Regions from separate parts of the Homo sapiens genome. Here region 2 is linked to region 1. A link is an interaction called in ENCODE POLR2A ChIA-PET data of the cell type or tissue named here. Cell type or tissue: GM12878. All regions are shown on one strand. Each heading gives the region's core, and the rest is flanking DNA. Links, peaks and the distances in the headings are about the cores only.

Evidence for each region. Peaks named below come from ENCODE experiments on the same cell type or tissue, not always from the same donor. Only the 100,000 strongest peaks of a DNase experiment are listed, where the experiment ranks them.
Region 2: POLR2A ChIA-PET joins it to region 1 with 7 read pairs; 3 of 35 experiments call an interaction of 5 or more read pairs at or near these places.

The regions. Positions count from the first base shown.
Region 1 is chr9:5,892,840-5,897,235 of GRCh38, forward strand. The region is part of intron 2 of MLANA (melan-A); the gene reads left to right. It also overlaps a transcript of BRD10 not described here. Among named protein-coding and RNA genes, the nearest start is that of MLANA, 4.1 kb to the left of the region's middle. In GM12878, for the core only: no CTCF peak of the experiment used is centred there; no DNase peak of the experiment used is centred there.
Region 2 is chr9:5,974,727-5,979,122 of GRCh38, forward strand. The region is part of intron 2 of BRD10 (bromodomain containing 10); the gene reads right to left. Among named protein-coding and RNA genes, the nearest start is that of MIR4665, 31 kb to the right of the region's middle. In GM12878, for the core only: a CTCF peak has its summit at 2,170; DNase peaks (open chromatin) are centred at 2,175 and 2,465; H3K27ac peaks cover 638 bases.

The DNA of each region.
Region 1 (4,396 bases), core at 274-4,273:
ACATCTGTTCAGGATCACAATGCCTCTCTCCTCAATCCTTGTTCTGTCTCCTCCACTCAAATTCCTGAAGGTGGTTTGCAGACAGAATAAAAGTGAGTTGCCAAGGAGCCAGTAAGGATGACGGGCAGGTGTGTGTGACTCAGCCCACAGCCAGACTCGAGAGGAAGATGGAGGTCACAGCCTTTGCAGTATAACTTTATCCTAAGGAAAGACATTGGGTTTTATGAGTGAATTAAAAATAAGTATTTATATGATTAAGCATTTCTAAATGCTAAGCATTGTATACTGGCGTGAGACACTGTTTTTATCTTTGAAAAAACTCACAACTTAGTGGGAGAGTTAGGCATGAGATTAATTTCAGCAAATGTAAGTGCGGTAATGAAAACCCAGAGGCTGCAGGGACATACTCTGTATGTGCTGGGAGTGGGAAAGGGACATACTCTGTACGTGCTGGGTGGCAGGGGCAGGGGAGGCCCCACCCTCTGCGTGGGACTCTAACAGGACAACACCCTCTTATGTGGTCTGTCCAGAACTCCCTGTGAACCTGCTCTTTCTTTGGAAAGAGCTGTTGAACAATCTTTGTTAACAGTCAACCGCAGGGACCAGCAAGATGTAAAGCCCAACAAAGGCACTGAGGAAGAGTTCAGGCAGACAGCATTTCCTCAGAAGACCCTGGTATAGGATCCTCTAATATCCCTGGCCAATTGGAGATGAGGGCGGCGGTATCTTCTCAGAAAATGTCCTGACAGCAAAAACATACTCTTTGAGGGAGGGGAGCCCATTGCCCGTGCTATTAGTTAGGGTATCGTTTCAGCTTGTGTATAATCACTCAACAGACTCTTTAAAATATACTTTTATGTCTCGTGTAAAAATTCAAGAGTAAAGAGTTCAAGGCCTGTTCGTTTTCTTCTTGCTGGTTACTCCCTTGGGATGTCACTTTTGTCCCCATGGCTGAAGATGTTGTGCCATCACCTCCACATCTTGCCAACAGAAAGCAGGAGGTGAAGGAGAGGCTAGGACCGTTCCTTTCAAGGGGCACACGTCACTTCTGCTTATTGCTCCACCCCCGCCCCCCGCCCCGTGGCACCCACCCTGGTGGGTATCATTCTTGCTGTGTTGTAAATGAAGAAAGGTTTAGAGAAATTAGGAAATGTGTGGCCAGACATGGTGGCGCTGGGATTTAAATCCAGGTCTGTTTGCCTCCAGAGTCCATGCTCTTAAGTGTTATGCTGCAGGCCAGCAGAGGCAAATATTTGCACAATCCCATCCGACGAGAGGCTAGGGCAGAGGTCAGTATCTCTCAGTGTGAAGCTGGAGGCTGATGCTAGTCAGCTCAGTAGGCCGAAAGTGGAGTTGTCCTTTGCCATGTAGGGCCATCATGCCCAGCTGGGGAACCTCATAGCCAGGTGTACCCACAACCTGAACAAGGTAACTTTCAGGGTCTAGTCAGGAAGAAACCAACTAGATGGTTCAACATAGAGACTTTAATATAAGAAGCTGGTTAAACAGGCATGGGACTGAGACTGAGGAGGCAAAGAAGGCATCGGGGCAACCAAGGCTGTACCCACAGAATGCTGCTTCTACCCCCGTGTCTGGGGTAACAAACGGAAGGGTGAGGCCATCAGGACCTAGAGTTGGGAGGAGGGACGCCACAGAAATGGGACCCAGATCTCTAAGGAGAGATTTTTGTTTGGCTGGTTCTGGTGTCTCAAGAGCTTAGAAGTGAGGGGCATGAATCAAATACTCAGGCCTCTGAGGTCAGCCAGTGCTCTGCTGGGGAGGGGCATAATGAAGCTGGCTCTGACAATGCCGGAAAACGAGCTGGTGCTTGGCATATACAGACAATGTGAGCATTGCTGGGGTGATCCTGACAGGAGCCAGAAGCACACTGGAAGGAGCTGCTCCTTCTTGATGCCCCAGGTTTGTAGGCACCCTCTAGAGTACTCTAATGGGAGCCAGTGGGCAAAGGAGAAGTGGCATTTGCAGAGTCCAGTCCCAGCATCACAGAGCAGAGCATAGAAAGGTAGGTTTGGAGTTGAGGGACAATGGCTTAATAAAGGGCAAAGGGGGTTATGACCACTATCATGTGAAGGAACCCCTTGACTGAAGGCACAAGCTTTCTGTGTCTTGCAACCTGAATGACGTGCATAAGCAGGGTCAGGTGGGTTATCTGACATTTTCCTTGAGAACAAGAGGGAGCCTCTGGATTCCAGCACAAAAGAAAAATACCCACTCAACCCGTATGCGTGGGAGCTATCCTTTAAAGAGAAAGTAATTCCTTTTGACATTTTGCTGTCTGTAGAAGGGTCAGATGGCCAAAGCTTCCAGCACAATGAAACACTTAACTTCAGTCTGTGAGTGTAGGAACCCCTGAATACATGGAACATCATCATCTTGTGCAGGTACTGAAGGAGATCGGTCCAGAAAATAAGTAACTGCACATGGCCACCAATGTCAAAAGTCATTCCTCTCATGAAAAGTCCCTGCCCCCATTGCTGTTTGTTTAAATAGGTGGGATGGAGGTAGGGGAATGGGGCCATCTTCTTTTTTTTTTTTTAATTTTTTTGCATAAAATCCAGATCCTGCACAATGGGGCAATCTTCATTAAAACAATGCATCCCTAAGATCTGAGAATATTTATCCTTCTCACAATTGTGCCAGCAGGTGGAATGAAGAAGAATGATGCAAAATAAGTTCCCACATCCAGCCAAGAAGGACTACATACCTGCTTTGGGTATTATGTATCTCTTTGAAACCTCAGTGGAGAGCAGTTCTCACAGTTGGGTGGACACAAGTCATCCATGGAACTTGTTAAAATGCAGATTTCTAGGTGCTGCCACCTAAGAGGCTGATTGGGTAGGCCAGGGGTGGAGTCCTATGATCTGCACCTTAACGTGCATCTCAGGTGATTCTGCTGCAGGTGGTATTTGGAAGACACTCTGAGGCGCCCTGCCAAGCTGGGCAGTGGGTTCTTCCAATGTGTCAGGCATACCCTGGTGCTTTTCGCTCTCAGTTACTTGGGCATGTTGTGAGTACCACGTGACCATGCATAAAGTGCTGTAACAGAGCTCTGACTGTGTCAAGATATTCAAGTGGACGCCACAGGGTAAAATGAGAGCACAGGCATGTTGGGAGTTGAATCAGCTGCCTTCAGTCACGAGAACACACTGAACACTCCTTGTGACAGCTTCAGTTCAGGAAAGAGTGACTCTGCAGGAAAAGCACTGGCCTGGGAGACCTGGATCTGGCCCAAATTCTGGTGCTCACTTGCTTGGTCTCCCGTTCCAGTTGCTGTGAATGTTGGTTCTGCCACTTGCTGGTTGTGCAGCCCTGGGCACTTGACCAGCATAATGTCAGCTGTAAAATGAACATCATTCCTAACTCCGAGGACTGTGGTTAGGATGAAATAAAAGCATATATGTGGGGGTGCCTAGCCCAGTGCCTGGCACAAATTGGTGCTCAATGAATGGTAGTCACTATGGTTATGGTAATGTTGATGAATCTTCATAGGTCTCAGCTTCCTGATCTATAAAGCGGGTGGACTGACCTACATAAGTCAGAGTTTCCATCTAGCACTGTCATCCCATGGTTCGCTCTATCCTGTTTGGAGACGGACAGGATAAGCTTGATGTCTCCTCAGCCTTGAGACAGAAGTTGTCCAGTAGATGGTACTGAGCAAAAGTCTCTCCAGCAGAAGCCTTAGTTAAACCTTGCTTCTCCTGTAGCTGCTCAGTCTCTTGTAAGTCACTCAGCTCTGCAGAAACTTTCTTAGCGAGTTGACAACCACAGATAACAGAGTCAGTTCTGTCGATTTTGATCATGCTGTGATCAGGCAGATGTTAGCTAATTGATGATGCTTGCCCGGAGTGAACAGCTCCAGGCCCTGTTTCCAGGGTCTTTGTGGTAACTTTGTGGTAACTGTAATGCTTCCCAGGGGTCACTGAACACAGGGCCCAAGAGGCTGGTGTAGACCCCCAGATTGGCACCCTGCTGCTTAGACAAGATCCTTCTCAATAAGTAATGCCACAGCTTTGCTGTAGGTTCAGCCCAGACACTTCTCCCTAGGGCTGCAAGGAGCAAAGCGGGGAGTTTAGGGAAGGGAGGGCACGAACATAATTGAGACGGATTCAGGTTCAAATCCAGCCTCTGTTTTGTGCTAGCTCTGTATGATCACCAGCGAGTCATGTATCCTCTGCCTTTTATTTCCTCTTCTGTGAAAATAGGGGATGATAAATTGTGTCTACCCTCCAGTGTTGATGTGAGAATTGAATAAGCTAATGAATGTTTAGCACAGCACCTGGCTTTTAGTAGATGAGTCAGTGTTAATTTCTATTTTCTCTTTGTGGGCTGAGTTGGAGAAAATGTTTTAAAACAGCCTGATGAGAAGAAAAGATAA
Region 2 (4,396 bases), core at 309-4,308, 82 kb after region 1:
GTATTAAGAGTACTGATTAGTACAGGGACAAACTTACAAGATATTAGAGAACATAGTGCCTGTTCCCACTAACCATGCTAGAAAACTAGACTCATAATTCACGGAATATTGGGTAGAATACTCAGGAAGGTCTTACCTTGGTAGTAGAGAATAATTAGACCTGGACTAGCGCTCAGGATCCAAGTAAAAAATCATAAAAGAGTCAGAATAATAAAGCTGTTTCCAACTAACTTAACTGCATTCCAGGAAAAAGCTCAAGATTTATAGAGATCCAAAAATATCCAGCGCTCACCAAGGTAAAATTTACAATGTTTGGCATTCAAACCAAGGCTACTAGGCATGCAACAATGCAGAAAAATGACCCATGATGAGAAAAATCAATCAAAACTGACCCAGAAATGATACACATATTAGAACTAGCAATAAGGGCTGGGCGTGGTGGCTCGTGCCTGTAATCCCAGCACTTTGGGAGGCTGAGGTGGGTGGATCACTTGACGTCAGGAGTTCAAAACCAACCTGACCAACATGGTGAAACTCTGTCTCTACTAAAAAAAAATACAAAATTAGCTGGGCGTGGTGGTGCATGCCTGTAATCCCAACTACTTGGGAGGCTGAAGCAGAAGAATCGCTTGAACCTGGGAAGTGGAGGTTGCAGTGAGCCAGGATCGCACCACTGCACTCCAGCATGGGCAACAAGAGTGAAACTCCATCTCAAAAAAAAAAAAAAAAAAAAAAAAAAGATTTAGCAATAAGGTCATTAAAGTAGTTATTGAAACTATATTATTCCATTTGGTCAAAAACTTAAGTAGAGACATGAGAGATATAAAGAAGACCCAAACTACACTTTTGGAGATAAAAACTACAATGTCTGAGATGAAAATACACAGAATGCGATTTATGACAGATTAGACACGGCAGAAGAAAAGATTAGTGAACTTGAAGACAGAGAGAGAAACTGTCCAAACTGAAATATACAGAAAACATACTTCTATAGTATATACTTAGAAGAGAAGAGATGATTACCAAAAGAAGTTCTAAAATGTGAGAAGAACTGGGAAAAAATACACTTAATCATGGGTAAATATGAATAAAAAATACATTATAAAAACAGTAATAATGGTTAGTTTGGGGGTTAAAAATGAGACAGAGCTAAATTATTAATCAACAATAATATATGAGATGGACGAGGCAGAAAAGAACAAAATTAAGAAGAGGAACAGAGCTTCCCTATCAGTGGAAGTAGGTGTAAAAGAATTCCACAGATAAATAGCAACAGATAATGCCAAATGGAAAAATCAAGAAATAGCAACATAGCATTTATTTAGAAATGTGAACATGATTACCAGAAGAAATAGCTAAAAGTTAAAGGTAGCTGATTCTGAGTCATGGGCTTGAAGTTCAGCTGGGTAAGACTGCTGCCTTTTAGTAGCCTTAAAGATACTCTGTGACTTTTAAACTAGAGAGTGTGTAAAATAAAATAAGTCTGAAATCAATTTTTCAAAGCTAAAAAAAAATCAAATGATTTAATCACGTTTATGTTAAATTTATAGATACTGTGTACTTTACCATGAAACTGAATTTCTCTACACTTTATGTACTGAGAAGGGTAGAATATTTTTCTTCAATGTACTGTTATTAACAACAGGCAAAGTTTTCAAGTTATTTCCCATAAAATTTAATTCAGAGTTTGTTTAAAAGTTTGTAATAGGATACTGTATCTTAGAATCAACCGTCAGAAACTGGGTTTGTTTATTACTATTCTTGGCAGAGAAAACTGATTTTGGTTAATCTTGTCATAATTAATCCTGACTATGAGCTCACTATAAAATCACTTATTAGTTATAAAACATCTCAGACTGTAAGTCTAGAAATTCTCCCTTTTTGGTTATACATATAAGTAAAATATAATGTTGTTTATGGCAGATTTCTATTTTCAAAATTAAATGTGACACTTTGTTTTTTTCCAAAGGAAATAAGATAAAGGAACTAGGAAGCGCCAAATAGTAGAATAGATGTGAAGAGTCAACACTAAGTAGGGAAAGGACAGCAAAAAAAAAAAAAAAATCTGGGAATCCTGAAGGCAGTGCATACATGACTAACATCAATGAAATACATTTTGTTCTGACAGAGAAGAGTGTTACATGTTCTGCAGAAGTGAAAGAGTGACAGCTAGTGCTTGGGGAAGAAAATGAAAGGGAAAGTTGGAGTAGATGAAAAAACTTTTATGGACTTGCTTTGCCTAAAGCAGTGAAAAGCAACTTTTGGCCAATATAAAGATTGGTGATAAGGTAATTTCACAAATTATTTACCTGCTGCGAATATTAAGGACATACAGAAAGGTGAAATAACTTCCCCCAGGTTTTCCTAGCAGGTCAGTATAAGAGACAGAAACACAGTTTGCCTGGTAGGCCAAAGTTAGCACCAACTGACTTGCTCCTAGAAGAGGAAGAAAATTCATGACACAGTTGAAGTGTGATAATGCCATCTGTGTGCACTATCTGAAGCTAATCAAGGGCTGCTACTCACACTGCTGCTGTTCCTCATACACTGTACCTTTCAGGGGAGGATTATGGAATCTAGCCTCAGACTATGAATACTAAAGAGATGTGAGGAAGGACAAAAAAGTACATGGCTGGTATAGGCCAGCATAAGGCAGAACAGCCCTTTACCTTTAGAAATACAACTATGGAGTCTCTTTCCTGATCCTCAGTAGTGTAGTAAATAGGGAATGGGAGCCTGCTGAAGATCTCTAGAGTTAATATATATAATCAGCCATTTTTAAAAAAACTTTAACACTTATAGTTAAAAATTAAAAACAGTATCTTAAAAATGCTGAAGTGGCTGGGCGCAGTGGCTCACGCCTGTAATCCCAGCACTTTGAGAGGCTGAGGTGGGCAGATCACGAGGTCAGGAGATCGAGACCACGGTGAAATCCCGTCTCTACTAAAAATACAAAAAATTAGCTGGGCGTGGTGGCAAGCGCCTGTAGTCCCAGCTACTCGGGAGGCTGAGGCACGAGAATGGTGTGAACCCAGGAGGCAGAGCTTGCAGTGAACCAAGATCACGTCACTGCACTCCAGCCTGGGCAACAGAGCGAGACTCCGTCTCAAAAAAGAAAAAAAAATGCTGAAGTACATCACATTTTGCTGGTAAGGCAGACAAAGCCATCTTCCAGAATTATTCTCATTTAAAAAATTTATCCAAAAGTACAGTACTAAAGGCAGATAAAGCAGTGCATGTTTCTAAAATACTAGCTCAAAAAATTAAGCCTTCAATGTTGGGAAAATACCAAAAGGCTGCCTAAGGATATTTGCAAAAATAACATTTGCTATTTTTAAAAACAGGGTACATAAACAATACTGAATAAACAAGAAAATTGGTTCAATTTTTTTTTCTGGATCAGCTCTCATTTTTGATGTTGCTCCTTACTGGGCTGTGGCATGTTTGCCTGTTACTCTGTGAAATACTAATAGAAGCTGTGCCTAAGGTTATTTTAGCCATGCACGATTTGGCAAAAACACTAGATTTCCAAAAGAAAATTAAGTTTTAAAGTATCCTAACTTTACTATTATAGTTTTATAAACTTTTATTGAATGCTTACCATGTGTGACAACACAAAGAGGTGAGAAAACATGGACCTCACTCTCAAAGACATTGCAATTTAGTAAAAAAAAAAAAAAAAAAGGAGTTTTAAGAAATAATAAAATGTACACAAATTGATGGCATGAAAAAGGGAAGCAAGATATTTATTTATATTTTCTAAGATGAATAACACATAATATTATATTTTAGAAAAATTAACCATTCATATCAAGTCCATCAGTCAACCTTCTTATTTATCTGACAACAACAGAATCTCCTCTGGCTAGCTGAAGCAGAAAAGGAATTTATTTAAGGATTAGTAGGGAGCTTATAGAAGCTCTGTCAAGAGTCAGAGAGCCAAACTTAGATGACAAAAAGCCAGAAAACAAGCCCAACCACACTTAGAAGGTTCTCCAAGAAAAACTACACGGTCAGCACTAGTTGGCACCTTTGATACCAAGAACCTGGAACAACCAGAAACTCCTACTACCACCTTTATCAAAAAATAAACCCTCTCACTCAAGATTGCTACCTGATGTTGTTCATGCAATATCAAGTAAGAAGTATATACCTGCTCATATACCTCTACCTTACCTGTGAGGGGGTTTGAGAATATAAATTTTCTGGCATCTATCCTGGGAAGTTAAAACTTGTACTATAGGAAATTACCAAAATGTAAGAAAGCTATTTAAAAATGCTGGGTGGCCACAAATGATGAATACATATTTAATTAAGTCACTGCTACTTTGTGTTATAGAGAATATGAAAATAAATCACTTAATTATAAAGTCATAGTATTTATTTTACAAAAATA